2 separate regions of the Homo sapiens genome follow, and region 1 is linked to region 2. A link is a loop called in an ENCODE intact Hi-C map of the cell type or tissue named here. Cell type or tissue: heart left ventricle. All regions are shown on one strand. Each heading gives the region's core, and the rest is flanking DNA. Links, peaks and the distances in the headings are about the cores only. Region 1 overlaps ANAPC16 (anaphase promoting complex subunit 16). Region 2 overlaps ASCC1 (activating signal cointegrator 1 complex subunit 1).

Evidence for each region. Peaks named below come from ENCODE experiments on the same cell type or tissue, not always from the same donor. Only the 100,000 strongest peaks of a DNase experiment are listed, where the experiment ranks them.
Region 1: a loop joins it to region 2, with 2.7 times the contacts of the local background. A loop is called at or near these places in 58 of 110 quality-filtered maps.

Annotation. Positions count from the first base shown.
Region 1 is chr10:72,221,457-72,231,838 of GRCh38, forward strand. ANAPC16 (anaphase promoting complex subunit 16) reads left to right here. Exons shown (of 4, transcript NM_173473.4): 2 at 2,432-2,600; 3 at 8,910-8,984. The coding sequence starts at 2,459. Among named protein-coding and RNA genes, the nearest start is that of ASCC1, 10 kb to the left of the region's middle. In heart left ventricle, for the core only: no CTCF peak of the experiment used is centred there; no DNase peak of the experiment used is centred there.
Region 2 is chr10:72,124,228-72,128,227 of GRCh38, forward strand. ASCC1 (activating signal cointegrator 1 complex subunit 1) reads right to left here. Exons shown (of 10, transcript NM_001198800.3): 9 at 3,855-3,940. Among named protein-coding and RNA genes, the nearest start is that of SPOCK2, 38 kb to the left of the region's middle. In heart left ventricle, for the core only: a CTCF peak has its summit at 2,157 (motif pointing right); no DNase peak of the experiment used is centred there; H3K27ac peaks cover 1,107 bases.

The DNA of each region.
Region 1 (10,382 bases), core at 4,026-8,025, 100 kb after region 2:
CCATATTGTGCAGTGCAGAAATAGAACACTGGAACATTTCCATCATGGCAGAAAGTTCTATTAGCATGGCACTAGACCATTTTTTCTTTTCTTTTTTTTTTTTTTTTTTTTTTTGAGACAGAGTCTGGCTCTGTCACCCAGACTGGAGTGCAATGGAATGATCTCAGCTCACTGCAACCTCCGCCTCCCAGGTTCAGGTTCAAGTGATTCTCCTGCCTCAGTCTCCTGAGTAGCTGAGACTACAGGCGCCCACCACCACACCCAGCTAAATTTTTTTTTTTTTTTTTTTTTGAGACAGAGTCTCACTCTTTTGCCCAGGCTGGAGTGCAATGGTGCAGTCTTGGCTTACTGCAACCACTGCCTCCCAGGTTCAAGCGATTCTCCTGCCTCAGCCTCTCAAGTAGCTGGGATTACAGGCACGCACCACCATGCCCAGCTAATTTTTGTATTTTTAGTAGAGATTGGGTTTCACCATGTTGGCCAGGCTGGTCTTGAACTCCTGACCTCGTGATCCACCCGCCTCGGCCTCCCAAAGTGCTGGGATTACAGGTGTGAGCCACCGCACCCGGCCATTTTTTCTTTAAAAAATACTAAATACACTTGTTAGAGGGCTGAGCGCAGTGAGACTTTGGGAGACCACGGTGGGAGAATCACTTGAGACCAGGAGTTAAAGACCAGACTGGCCGGGCATGATGGCTCATGCCTGTAATCCCAGCACTTTGGGAGGCCGAGGCAGGCAGATCACGAGGTCAAGAGATGGAGACCATCCTGGCCAACATGGCGAAACCCTGTCTCAACTAAAAATACAAAAATTAGCTGGGCGTGGTGGCACGCGCCTGTAGTCCCAGCTACTCAGGAGGTTGAGGCAGGAGAATCGCTTGAACCTGGGAGGCAGAGGTTGCAGTGAGCAGAGATCGCGCCACTGCACTCCAGCCTGCCAACAGAGCGAGACTCCGTAAATAAATACATACATACATACCAGACTGAGCAACATAGCAAGACCTTGTCTCTATTTAAAAAAAAAAAAAAAAGGAAAGAGGCCAGGCGCAGTGGCTCATGCCTGTAATCCCAGCACTTTGGGAGGCCAAGGCAGGCAAATCACCTGAGGTCAGGAGTTTGAGACCAGCATGGCCAACGTGGTGAAACCCCGTGCCTACTAAAAATACAAAAATTAGCTGGGCATGGTGGCTCATGCCTGTAATTCCAGCTACTCAGGAGGCTGAGACAGGAGAATCGCTTGAACCTAGGAGACGGAGGTTGCGGTGAGCCGATATCATGCCACTGCACTCTAGCGTGGGCGACAAGAGCGAGACTCCGTCTCAAAAAATTAAAAAAGGAAAGAAAGAAAATACCATATACACTTTTTAGAATTTTTGTTAAAGTCGTGTAAGCTTCTGTGGCAAAGGGAGGGTTTTGTTTTGAACTTTTGTAAGGTGTCATGTATTCAGTACAGTTTTCTCGTTAACATTTGCATTTTTTGGTATGAAATAGGATTAAACACTCACAGGTAGGTGCTCTGTTCATAATAGGCCATGGTTTCCAAGATTGTTTCCTGAACTTTTTGTTCCAGTTTTGGGATGCCACCAAGTGATAAGTTTGGGTATTACATTTAGATGAAAAGGTTAATTTTTTTTTTTTTTTTTTTTTTTTTTTGAGAGTCCCGCTCTGTCGCCCAGGCTCACTGCAACCTCCGCCTCCCGGGTTCAAATGATTCTCTTGCCTCAGCCTCCTGAGTAGCTGGGATGAGAGGCGTCCACCACCACGCCCTGCTAAATTTTTTTGTATTTTTAGTAGAGACAGAGTTTCGCCATGTTGGCCAGGCTGGTCTTGAACTCCTGGCCTCAGGTGACCTATCCGTCTCGGCCTCCCAAAGTGCTGGAATTACAGGCGTGAGCCACCGTGCCTGGCCAAAAGGTTAATTTTTAATGAGAAAGCCAATATGTATTTCCTAACTAGTTCCCCTTCCCTGGGAACAGAACACAGTGTTATTCTGGAATGTTATTTGGAAAATATTATAATTTATTGTTGTGGCTTGATCAGGATGTATCCAAGAAAAACTGTCCTATGAAGTGTGATGCTTTTATCCTCGTATAACTTATTTCCTCTGTCAAATTTCTGCCTTGGCACTGCCATATCACCCCTTCATAACTCATAAATCACCCACAGTCAATCTTAGTTGACATAAACAGTTCGCTAATGGTAGGAATTCATGTTTTAAGTAGATATACTATTCTTAAGCATATTTTCAGTTCAAAACCTGACTGATATTTTGGCCTGAGACATCAATAAAATATTGTGAAAGTAGAGAGCATAGAAAAAAGGGGAGCTAACTCTTTACAAAACTGTATGCTGGCCCTTACAGCAGCTAGAATGAAATGTTGTCACTCTCACTTCCATAAACTTGCCAATTGCTGTTTTTCTTTCTCTGTAGTGAAGTAAGAACTCTGCTAGAGAGGAAATGGCTGCTTCATCATCATCCTCCTCAGCTGGTGGGGTCAGTGGAAGTTCTGTCACTGGATCTGGTTTCAGTGTCTCAGACCTTGCCCCACCACGGAAAGCCCTTTTCACCTACCCCAAAGGAGCTGGAGAGATGTTAGAAGGTGATCTCATGCTGCTTTCTGAATAATTGGATTCAGATCTGCAATGCATATTAATTGTAAAGAAGCTATTAAGTGGATTAAAGATGAGTTTGCCCTGATTTCAGCTCCACATTTCATTTCTTGTCCCCATCTCAAAATAGTATCTTTAAAAACAAGTCTTGCTCCAGAATCAGAATTTTGGAGCTGAAAAGGACTTTGGAAATCAATGAAGTCATCTAGAGTTATTTAGATCCAGAAAAGTTAAGTGATTTGACCAGGTTAAAGGCAGAGTCAGGGCTGGGCACGGTGGCTCACTCCTGTTATCCCAGCACTTTGGGAGACTGAGGCAGGTGGATCACTTGAGGCCAAGAGTTTGAGAGCAGCCTGGCCAACATGGTGAAACCCCATTTCTACTAAAAATACAAAAATTAGCCGGGCATGGTGGTAGGCGCCTGTAATCCCGGCTACTGGGGAGGCTGAGGCAGGAGAATCACTTGAACCTGGGAGGTAGAAGTTGCCATGTGCCGAGATCTCGCCACTGCACTCCAGCCTGGGTGACAGAATGAGACTCTGTCTCAAAAAAAAAAAAAAACGCAGAGGCAGCACTGAATCCAGGAATTCTCTTGACCTCCTACTCCAGTTTGCTTTATCCTGGCACCTGTCTACCTCCCATGGTAGTAGGTTTGATGTATTTTTTTCTAGGGTGATTAATCTACGGATAGATTCACCCTGTCAGAAAGGTTCTAAGAGGGAATAAAAGCTAATACATTGCCCTTTTGTGTGAACATGACTCCTGACCCACTGCAGCATGATGCCGTGTGGTTCTTATAGCACCAAAGCCAGATTTGCATCAAATCATTCACCATCTTGTTCAGCATCATTGGCTGACTGGCTGGCCAAGATCAGGGTACAGGCTGTAAGCATGTCATTTGAAGAGCAAAGAGGTTACTTAAAATGCACATTTCTGGCCAGGCACTGTAGCTCATGCCTGTAATTCTAGCACTTTGGGAGGCCAAGGCGGGTGGATCACCTGAGGTCAGGAGTTCGAGACCAGCCTGCCCAACATGGTGAAACCCCATCTCTACTAAAAATACAAAAACTAGCTGGGCATGGTGGCGATGTCTGTAATCCCAGCTAATCGGGAGGCTGAGGCAGGAGAATCACTTGAACCCAGAAGGCAGAGGTTTTAGTGAGCCAATATTGTGCCACTGCACTCCAGCCTGGGTGACAGAGCAAGACTCTGTCTCAAAAATATATATAAATAAATAAATAAAATGCATATTTCTGGGCCCACCTTAGAGTTTCTGAATTAGTCTAGGGTGTAGCTCAGGAGTCCATTTTTTACCAGCATCCAGGCCCTTCTCATGAAGGCAGTCTTCCATATTTTGAAAAACATTGGGACCAGGAGTGGTGGCTCAAACCTAAAATTTCAGCATTTTGGGAAGCCAAGGCATGAGGATTGTTTGAGCCCAGGAGTTCAAGGTTGCATTGAGCCATGATCATGCCATGGCACTCCAGCCTGGGTGACAGAATGAGACTCTGTCTCAAAAAATAGTAATAATAAATTTTTAAAAAGCACTGGGAGGCCAGGCGCAGTAACTCACGCCTGTAATCCCAGCACTTCTGGAGGCCAAGGCAGGCAGATCACAAGGTCAGGAGATTGAGACCATCTTGGCTAACATGGTGAAACCCCGTCTCTACTAAAAATACAAAAAAATTAGCTGGATGTGGTGGCGCATGCCTGTAGTCCAGCTACTCAGGAGGCTGAGGCAGGAGAATCACTTGAATCTGGGAGGCAGAGGTTGCGGTGAGCAGATATCATGCCACTGTACTCCAGGCTGGTGACAGAGCAAGACTCTGTCTCAAAAAAAAAAAGCAAAAAAAAAGCTTTGGGGAATAACCTATTAAGGATTCAAAATTTACTTGATTCTAGTATTTTAGTGCTTAATTATATATTGATCTTTTTTCCTTTAAGTGTTGCAATTTTTTTTTTTTTTTGAGACAGAGTCTCGCTCTGTTGCCCAGGCTGTAGTGCAGTGGCTCGATCTTGGCTCACTACAACCTCTGCCTCCCGGGTTCAAGTGATTCTCCTGCCCCAGCCTCCCAAGCAGCTGGGATTACAGGTGCCCACCACCACACCTGGCTAATTTTTTTAATATTTTTAATAGAGGCAGGGTTTCGCCATGTTGCCCAGGCTGAGCTTGAACTCCTGACCTCAAATGATCTGCCCACCTCAGCCTCCCAAAGTGCTATGATTACAGGCATGAACCACCGCACCTGGCCTTAATATTTCAAATTTACACAACTATATTTTAAAACTAATCTAGGAATATCTGTGAGAAAGATACAAACTATAGGCCAGGCATAGTGACTCACACCTGTAATCCCAGCACTTTGGGAGGCTGAGGCAGGCAGATTGCTTGAACCCAGGAGTTTGAGACCAGCCTGGGCAACATGACGAAATCCTGTCTCTAGAAAAAATAGAAAATTAGCTGGGTGTGGTGGCACGTGGCTGTAGTCCCAGCTACTTAGGAAGGTGAGGTGGGAGGTTCACCTGAGCCTGGGAGGTGGAGGCTGCAGTGAGCTGTGATCGCATCACTGCATTCGAGCCTGGGTGATGGAGACCTTGTCTCAAAAAAAAAAAAAGAAAAGAAAAGATACAAACTATAGTTGGCCTTGGGGGTGATGAATAATCAGAAATAATAAAAAGAGTTACGGGTTAAGCCCAAAATCATTTGTGACAGGAAACCACGGGGGGACTCTGGGACCATAGAGCTCCCTAGGATTGGTTTGGGTTATGACTAGTGGTGAGGTAGATGACCAGGTAGCATATGTAATTAGTGATACATGTACTTCTCTCTTTGCCTTTTTATTTTCTTTAATTGTGTTAACTAAATACTCAAGTTAGTATCACTGAGTCTGGTTAGAAGTAGTGAACAATTGGGGCCCTGTTACCATATTTGGTGCTAAAACTATATTATGACTTCATTTATATGCAGCAAAGACCTAGTATTAAGGAAGTTTCCCACAAAACAAATCAAAAATGGGAGACACTTAAATTGCTTAATGAGTTTTATAGCAGCAGAAGAATCCATATTCAACAATGGAGCTCTAAGATTAAAGTCATTTAAATTCTAGCTATAAGAGGAATTTAATACAGGAGGTACCTCCACAGTCTCAAAGCTATCAGCATTCTTTGTCAGTATACATCAAATTATGTGGAGATATTGAAGAAGAAAGGCTTCTGAGATTAGTCTGAATGTTGATGTTCTAACGAGTTATAGATCTATCCATTTTTATTCCATCTCAATATGCTTCATGGAGAAATGTGTTGTGTTTCTGTTGTAGGATACATTTATATTAAGTATAAATACACAGTGCACAGTTTTGATTGTGTTTCTTACATTTCAAGTTTTACCAATAATCTTAAATCTTAAAAAGATTAAGATAATCTTTAAAAATCTAAAATCTTAAGAATATAAAGAGTATTACACTTAAAGACTGAAAAATAATGTAGAGATGGCAACCCCTAAACCCATTTAATATTCTTGGTCAAATCAAGAATATTAAATTGAGAAGAGTACTCTGAAATGTAAGGATGTTGGATTTGGAAGCATTTTCTACCATGTTTATAGGTGATACTATTCTATTATACAATAAATCTAACACACATGTACCTGACCAATAATAGTTTAATAGAATATGAAAATAGAGGCCGGGCACGGTGCCTCACGCCTGTAATCCCAGCACTTTGGGAGGCCGAGGTGGGCGGATCACCTGAGGTCAGGAGTTCGAGACCAGCCTGACCAATATGGTGAAACCCCACCTCTACTAAAAATACAAAAAAAAAAAAAAAAAGGCATCGTGGTGTGTGCCTATAGTCCCAGCTACTCAGGAGGCTGAGAGAATTGCTTGAACCCAGGAGGCGGAGGTTGCAGTGAGCCGAGATCATGCCACTGCCCCCCAGCCTGGGCGACAGAGCGAGACTTGGTTTAAAAAAAAAAAAAAAGGATATGAAAATAGAGCAGGAAGGGTTGCCTGTCAAGAGTAAGGAACAAAAGCAGTTAGGAATCAAGGATGGATGCTGTTTTTAATCTCAAAAGGTTCAACTTGATGTTACATCCTTGTGAGTCTAGGATAGTAAACCCAAATCACCTGTAGTTAACCTTGTGAATTAACTTTTTTGTGCCTCTGCTCTCTGATAACAGACACCTCACATAAGCAGCATACAGCAGTTTGCAGCATTCTCCTGCCCTTGGCCAAAATTGTCCTCACCCAGTTATTACTGAGCACATTAGAAACTGCCTTCCAGCCCATCAGTGGCTGTATTTTAGAGACATTGTAGCCACTGAAGTATAAATTATCTGGCATTGTCTAATTGCCTACTGTGAGGTAATATTCTTTTTAATGTATTTGTTACCATCCTTATTTATTGGAGTTGGCTATGGTGTTAGATTTGGGTAATTTACTAAACTTTTCCCTGTTTATGACCTGTGCTTGTCCCTGACAAGGAAAGCTGATGTATTGCTACCTGCTGTGTTACAAAGGGTTTGATTACAGTTTCTAAATGGAAGAGATTGCCCCCAGCTGACTCCGTTCTGGAGCAATTCCAGGCTTTAGACTGGTACTGATACCACATCTAATAGGATGTGGCTAAGAAGCAATTGGACTTGGACGTTAATAGGGAGCTGCAAATCAGCAAAAGTGTGTTCCACAGGCATATAGTGTGGTGGAGTGAAATGCAGAGGTTCCTTTTTGAAAGTTTAGCTTATATCCTTTTGCTTTGAAGTTCATTACCAAGGAAAATATGCAAATATCACAACTTAACTATTTTATCCTAATGGTGCCTGTGATTAAATGCAAGTGAGAGGTGGCACTTTCAGGAGCTTCCATATACATCTTGGCCTGATCCTTATAGCCTATAATTCCCACTGCCTTGTGTGTAATCCTAAAGTTCAGGATCAAACCATCTGGGAGGTAAACTCTAATTGTCTATGCTTTCCTCTTTCTAAAATAAAATATGAGTTATAATTGGACTTTTTAAGCAAGAATATGAATAGGATAATGACTGCTGACATTCAAACCCCTTTTTTTTTTGAGACTGAGTTTGAATTTACAGAATGTAACACTGTCTCTGAAGAATACAAAAAGTATACATCCCAATAATTATACTTTCATTTTTTTCTTTTTCTCTTTTTTTTTTTTTTTTGATCACTTTGAAGATGATATTGGAAGGATGCCCTCTTGGTTATATATTCAAGCTCTTTGGATACAGTATCTATAGTTGTTTTTTTTTTTAATTGGTTATTGTGACTTCTGAAATAAGGTTTCCTTTGTGTGAAACTCAGCATGAGGCCAGAATGTGTTAGTCCTGTCTGCTTGCCATGTAATACCTGGCCAACACAACAACCCATGATTGATGGGTGAATGCTTGAGGCCTAGTAGTGCTAACGTGAAGTACTGCCTGAAAAAGGACAGCTGTGTCCTCTCTCCCCGTTTGTTTTAGGATTTTCGCAATAAGGTACATCCCCCAAATGGTTTCTGCTACCTTTTTAAAAATCAAATGTTTCTACGTGAGCTGTAAATTTTTGAGAATATGTTTTGCTGTATCAGCCCTTGCCTGACAAGGAATAACATGAACTAGCTTATGTTTCATGATCATCTTCCAAGTGCTGTGGCAACTGAGTTGGCCACTTCTTGTTGGCAGTTCTTGGCACCAGTACAATTCTAGGTTCTGAACTTGCACCATACTCTTATCGTCATCCAAATTGCAGTGTTTTGGTTCAGTTGGAAAATCAAGGTTACAGTTTGCGTTCACAGAATGAAATTTCCCAGCAGTGTTCTGTGATTGTCAGAGTGATGTAATTTGATATATTAAAAATCAACAATTTTTTCCTCAGCTTTGTTTTTTAGACTGAAAATGATTTGGAGTTTTGGTGAACCTTTATATTTTGACACTACAGGAGCCAGCCACAAGGCCAAATGTGTCAGCTGCCAGTGTTTGCTTGACATACAGGAGAACATTAAGGAACTCTCAGGTTGGGAGGAGGGAAGTGTTGACCAGGACATCAGACGGAGGTTTCTTGTTTTTGTTTTTTTAAACACTATTTTTAAACTCTTAAGTAGAGGGACTATTTTAATATTCTAGGTATAGAATAAATAGCTTTTATAACAGTCTTAGTTCTAAATGAAGCAGAACCCGTCTTTGTAAACACTGAGAACTAGACCCTGAATGTACAAGCAGGGAAAAGAATAGACAAGTTTACTTGGTTTATCAGAAGCCATAAAACCTTTAGAGCAGATTAAAACCTTTTCTCCTTTTGTTTGTAGATGGCTCTGAGAGATTCCTCTGCGAATCTGTTTTTAGCTATCAAGTGGCATCCACGCTTAAACAGGTGAAACATGGTAAGCACATGAGTGTTGCGTACTTGACTGTGAGAATAAATTTGCTAGGGGGTGGATGAGGCTGTGACAAAAATCCCCAAACTCAGCAAGGCTATTTTAGTGGACTTCCTAAATTAAAGAACATTCTAGGTCTTAATCTAGTCATAATGTCCACATTGAGGCTTAAGGTTGGGGCCGAGTGCAGTGGCTCACGTTTGTAATCCCAGCACTTTGGGAGGCTGAGGCGGGTGGATCACTTGAGGTCAGGAGTTTGAGACCAGCCTGGCCAACATGGTGAAACTGCATCTCTACAAAGAAAAAATTAGTCAGGCATGGTGGCGCATACCTGTAGTCCCAGCTACTTGGGAGGCTGAGGTGGGAAGATCACTTGAGCCCGGGAGGTTGAGGCTGCAATGAGCCGGAATCACAGCACTGCACTCTAGCCTGTGCAACAGAGACCCTGTCTGAAAAACAAAAAAAGTTGGTCCTCCAGGGAGTCAGTGCTTCCTGCTCCTCTTGTGTTACTTTTTCCTCTCCTGTCTGAAACCTCCTTTTACTGTTGTCCTCCACTGGTTACCATCATCATCTTCAAGTATTTGTACGATACCTCCTGGTCTGTCTATACTCTAACATCCTGATAACACTTTTTCTGTTACATTAGGCCTCACCAGGCCTTCATTTCTGCATCAACAAACTGTGTTCCCCCTCCAGACCATTTCTCCATTGAAACTTTATGTAGGGGGAAAAGCTGTAATTGCCTCTAACCCTAGGATTTTAGTCCACAAATCACTATGGCATAGAGGATGAGTACTTTTTTTAGGAACAGAGCACATCCAGGCCGGGTGCAGTAGCTCATGCCTCTAATCCCAGCACGTTGGGAGGCTGAAGCAGGAAGACTGCTTGAGCCCAGGAGTTCAAGACTGACCTGGGCAACATGGTGAAACCCCATATCTAAAAAAAGAAAATACAAAAATTAGTGGAGAATGGTGGTGCATGCCTGTGGTCCCAGCTACGTGGGAGGCTGAGTTGGGACGATCGCTTCAGCCCAGGAGGCATACTCCAGCCTTGGTGACAGAGTGAGACCCTGTCTCTGGAAAAAAATAGGGCACATCCTGAAAATGTGATCATTTTATTTTAAAATGACTTTTATTTTTTGAGACGGAGTCTCTCACTGTCACCCGGGCTGGAGTGCAATGGCATGATCGCGGCTCACTGCAACCTTTGCCTCCTGGGTTCAAGTGATTCTCCTTCCTCAGCCTCACAAATAGCTGGGACTACAGGTGCACGCCACCACGCCCAGCTAATTTTTGTATTTTTAGTAGAGATGGGGTTTCACCATGTTGGCCAGGATGGTCTTGATCTCTTGACCTTGTGATCCGCCTGCCTTGGCATCCCAAAGTGCTTGGATTACAGGCATGA
Region 2 (4,000 bases), core at 1-4,000:
AAATTAAAAGATTCTTATATATAAAATAGAAAAGGTACAAATTCATCTCCCTTTTACATGGCTTATATTTTCCAGGATTTCTAAGTGTCTAAAGAAATGGCACTTTTACACTATCCTCTGACTTTAGACCTATAGTACTTTCCATTCTTTCCCAAATATATCACTGTGCCTTTATTTGTACCATATCACCTTCTCTGATGAGTACAACCTAGGGCTCTAATGCCTCCTCTTCACTCTGCAGTCAGAAGCTATGCTTTTGAACAGTTAACATTGTACCCCTGGTTCAATCTGCTGAGAGCACAATCTTGGAATACTGATTCTATTGCTTAAGACCCCAAACAGACTGTCATTACCTCTCTCCCCAGAAGCTGGCAATTAATGACCATTTTACTTCTAGCTAGTGAGGGAGCATTTACTTCCAGGCAGTGTGTCTTTAGGTCAGCATGATTTCTCCAATTATAAATTTATCACTGCCTATGGCTAAACAAACAACATCTTTTTTTTTTTTTTTTTTTTTGCTATCTCTTAGATTAGAAATGGATACTCTCTGAGGGGACACCATCCCATTAATTTGGCCTAGGTCTTCTTCACTCATGCATCCTCCTTTTGGAGCTATCTGGCACTTTTCCATAAAAAACCACCATAACCAAATATGTTTGTTCTTTTTCAGGTTTGAATAACACAGGAGAATGATTCTAGTTGTCAGTTCTTAATTCAAAGTCTTTCTTAGGGCAAGACTTTCTTATTTTTAACTAGGAATAACCAGACACTAGTATATTACAGCTGCAACAACTCTCAAAAAAGCTGTACAAAAGAAAAATGTGGCTTCCATCTGCAACAGTCATTAAAGATTTCTTTTTTCTTACTAAGGCTCCCAGAACACATATTATACCAAGCCAAAAGAACCAATTTTCTTCATGGAGTAGAATAGCAATTGGCTGTTACTCATTAAATTCTTACAGCAATGAGCAATGACTTTCTTTCTTGTTTTGTTTCTCTTTGAATAGTAGATGAAGTTGATTTTTTTTTTCTAAGGCTGCCTCCCATCACCAGCATTCCTGATCCTTGGCCTATGCAGCTGTTAATATGCTGCACACGTATGCCTGGGCTCCTTAACAACCAATACAGTTAACCTTTCTGTTTACTCCAAGTCAGTTCCTATCTTGTTAGTGAAATTGATTTTTTTTCTTTCTAAGCATAATAATTTCATATCATACAAAAACTATATATATGAAGTTCACTGGTTTTCTAAATCCTGTTTTTATTTTAAGGGCTTCAGGAGCCATGGATTCTCATGTTTTAATTGAGAAAGACGTGTCCATTCATGGTAATGCCAAAAGGTGGGTGGACTATGGCTACTTCACAAGCATATTTAACTGCCTCTGTGTTGGGGGTGGGAGGTAACTGTTGGAGCCCACATTTACTTTTATTTTAAAAAAGAAGCTAATTCTCTTGATTGAACATAGGTGAAAGATTATTTTTCTGGAACTAGTGATTAAGGAGTAAAATATTAAATACTATACTAAAGGATACGTCATCATAACTATCTGTGGTCAAAGGCACTTGTCCATAACTCACCCCATGGTTTTTATATTCTAATTGTCTATTAACTATCTGTACCCCTCACGGACTGGAAGCTCCTAGAAGGCAGGGATTGTATCATAATGACTGTTTCATCTTTAAGGCACATAGTCTGGCAGATGGTATATAGTCAATAAGTATTTCTGTTAGTGTTGATATTATATTCGATACAAAAATCTAATTATTAACTAGCTACGGTTTTAGACTAATTGGCACACTCACTGCCCCACCATTAATGAAACAAGCTTTAATTGGCCATTATCCCAGATCAGGCAGATATGCCCAACTTCAAATATCTAATGGTCTCTACCTAAACACTGGGCATCTTTACGGGAGGCAGCAGAAAATAATGCTCAATTTGTGAGTTTTGAGTCTTTCTTTTCTGATTCAGATTCTGCTACTAACTAGCGGTACCTCTGGCAAGTCACTTTACCTTAGTAGATTTCATGTCAGAGATTAAAGTGGGGAATTGGACTAAATGGTCTCCAAGAACCTAGCTAGGTCCAGCTCTAAAAGTGATTGGGCTTGAATTAATAAGGGTATTACTGATATAGCAAGTCCTTGTCAACACCAGAGGGAGCTACATTCATATCATCACTGGGGTGGTTCAGAAGATTTCAGGGAAAAGCAGTTAAATTGAAAACTTACTTTCCAGAATGAGAGAAATTCTATAGCAAGGTAAGAGCTCCACACTGCTCATACGGCCACCCAACAGGCTCTCTGCCATCACCCCACTCTTACAGATGTCAAAGCACCTCACACCTGACTTGTACCAACACACAAGGCTTCAGTTTTAATTCCATGAAAACCCAGTTGGCTTTGAGCCATTCCTAAAGATTTCTTTCCCCATTCAGTCTATTTTCTTTCTTAACCAAATTAACAACAACAAAAAGCAAAGTAATTCATTGTGATACTGGAAAATCCCCAAAGAAGGGAGATAAAGGAGGAGAAAGATTCATATCACACCGAAGCTGTAGCCTGGAAAAAACAGTAAAGTTAACTACAACTGAATTCATTAGCAGCCTGCCACTCAAACCCAAAGCTACCTCAAAAACAAGAAAACTACTCAAAAAGAGAAAACATATCAAGGAAAGGAAGGACTCAGCATAGCTCTGCAATGCAGGTGCGGGAATGCCTGAGACGATGGCTGACACTGCCCTATTGGGCTCCATGGTAAGCAGTCACAGCTGCTGAAGAGTGATGTCATTAATTAAAGCAATGGGGTCACATTAGGCATTTGGCAAAAAAACTGTAAAGAGACAACATAAGGGAATGGAGGGTGGAATAGGGAAGAAAAAGTAAAAGCATTTCTAAAGCTAAAGCCTATTCTGACGTTATCATATACTCCCTCCTCCACCTCAGCAAAACACCCATAGCCTTGAAAATGACCTAAACCCTTACAGAGCAAGTGAAAAGAAGAAATGAAAACCTCTCCATTAGTATCAACTTATGTTTCTCTTTGTCCAGAGGAACAATGGCATGCTAACCTGATGGAGAAGGCATAAATCATGAATATTACAGAAGGGTAGTCTGTTAGAGAAAGACAAATGTAATCCTGAAGAACCCCTTTACTTACATTTCATAGATTAATTCAACACTCAGAAAGGCAAAGCTTCAATGGTCAAAAATGGACCATCTACTTTTTAGGACATAGGCTGTTCCTGAGTAAAAATGGCTTATAAAGCCACTGCAGAGATTGACTTTGTGGGTAAAGAGAAAAATCTACTAAAACAAGACAAATAATTATTTTCCACTTAAAAAAAATGCAAGCTCAAACCTCATAAGTACAGAGTAAAACTTAGGTTGAAATCAACTTATTTCTATGAATCCAAGTGGTTGGAATACCTAAGGGTTTCTTTTTTTTTTTTTTTCCTAAGTGTTTCTTATATCACCAATTTCAGGCAGGGTGCAGAGGCTCACACCTGTTATTCCAGCACTTTGGGAGACAGAGGTGGCAGGACCACTTGAGCCCAGGAGGTCAAGGCTCCAGTGAGCAGTGTTTGCACCACTGCACTCCAGCGTGAGCAACAGAGCGAGACACTGTCTCAGATAAACAAATAAACAAACAAACCACCAATTTCAAATACTCTAGAAGTGCCAAAGCCTTAAGAGGACCAGCTACTTTTCCTCTCTTTCCCTTTAGATAATTAAAAAAAAAAAGTATGAGAAAAAGTATGAAGAAGTATGAAGAAATATACGGAGAACTACTTGTTTTCCTGCCTTATTTAGGACATGTGCCAAAGGATTTCCAATTCACTCTGCTTCATACTGACCTTTAAAATATTTCGGCCATCAAATGATTCTCTTTCCTTGAAGATATATTTGCCTTCCGCTGTGTAGAGATTGTACCTGCCTTCAGCTGTAAATATTCCAAAGATAATGTTAGAAGCTTAGATTGATTGGTTGTTTTCTCTTGGAT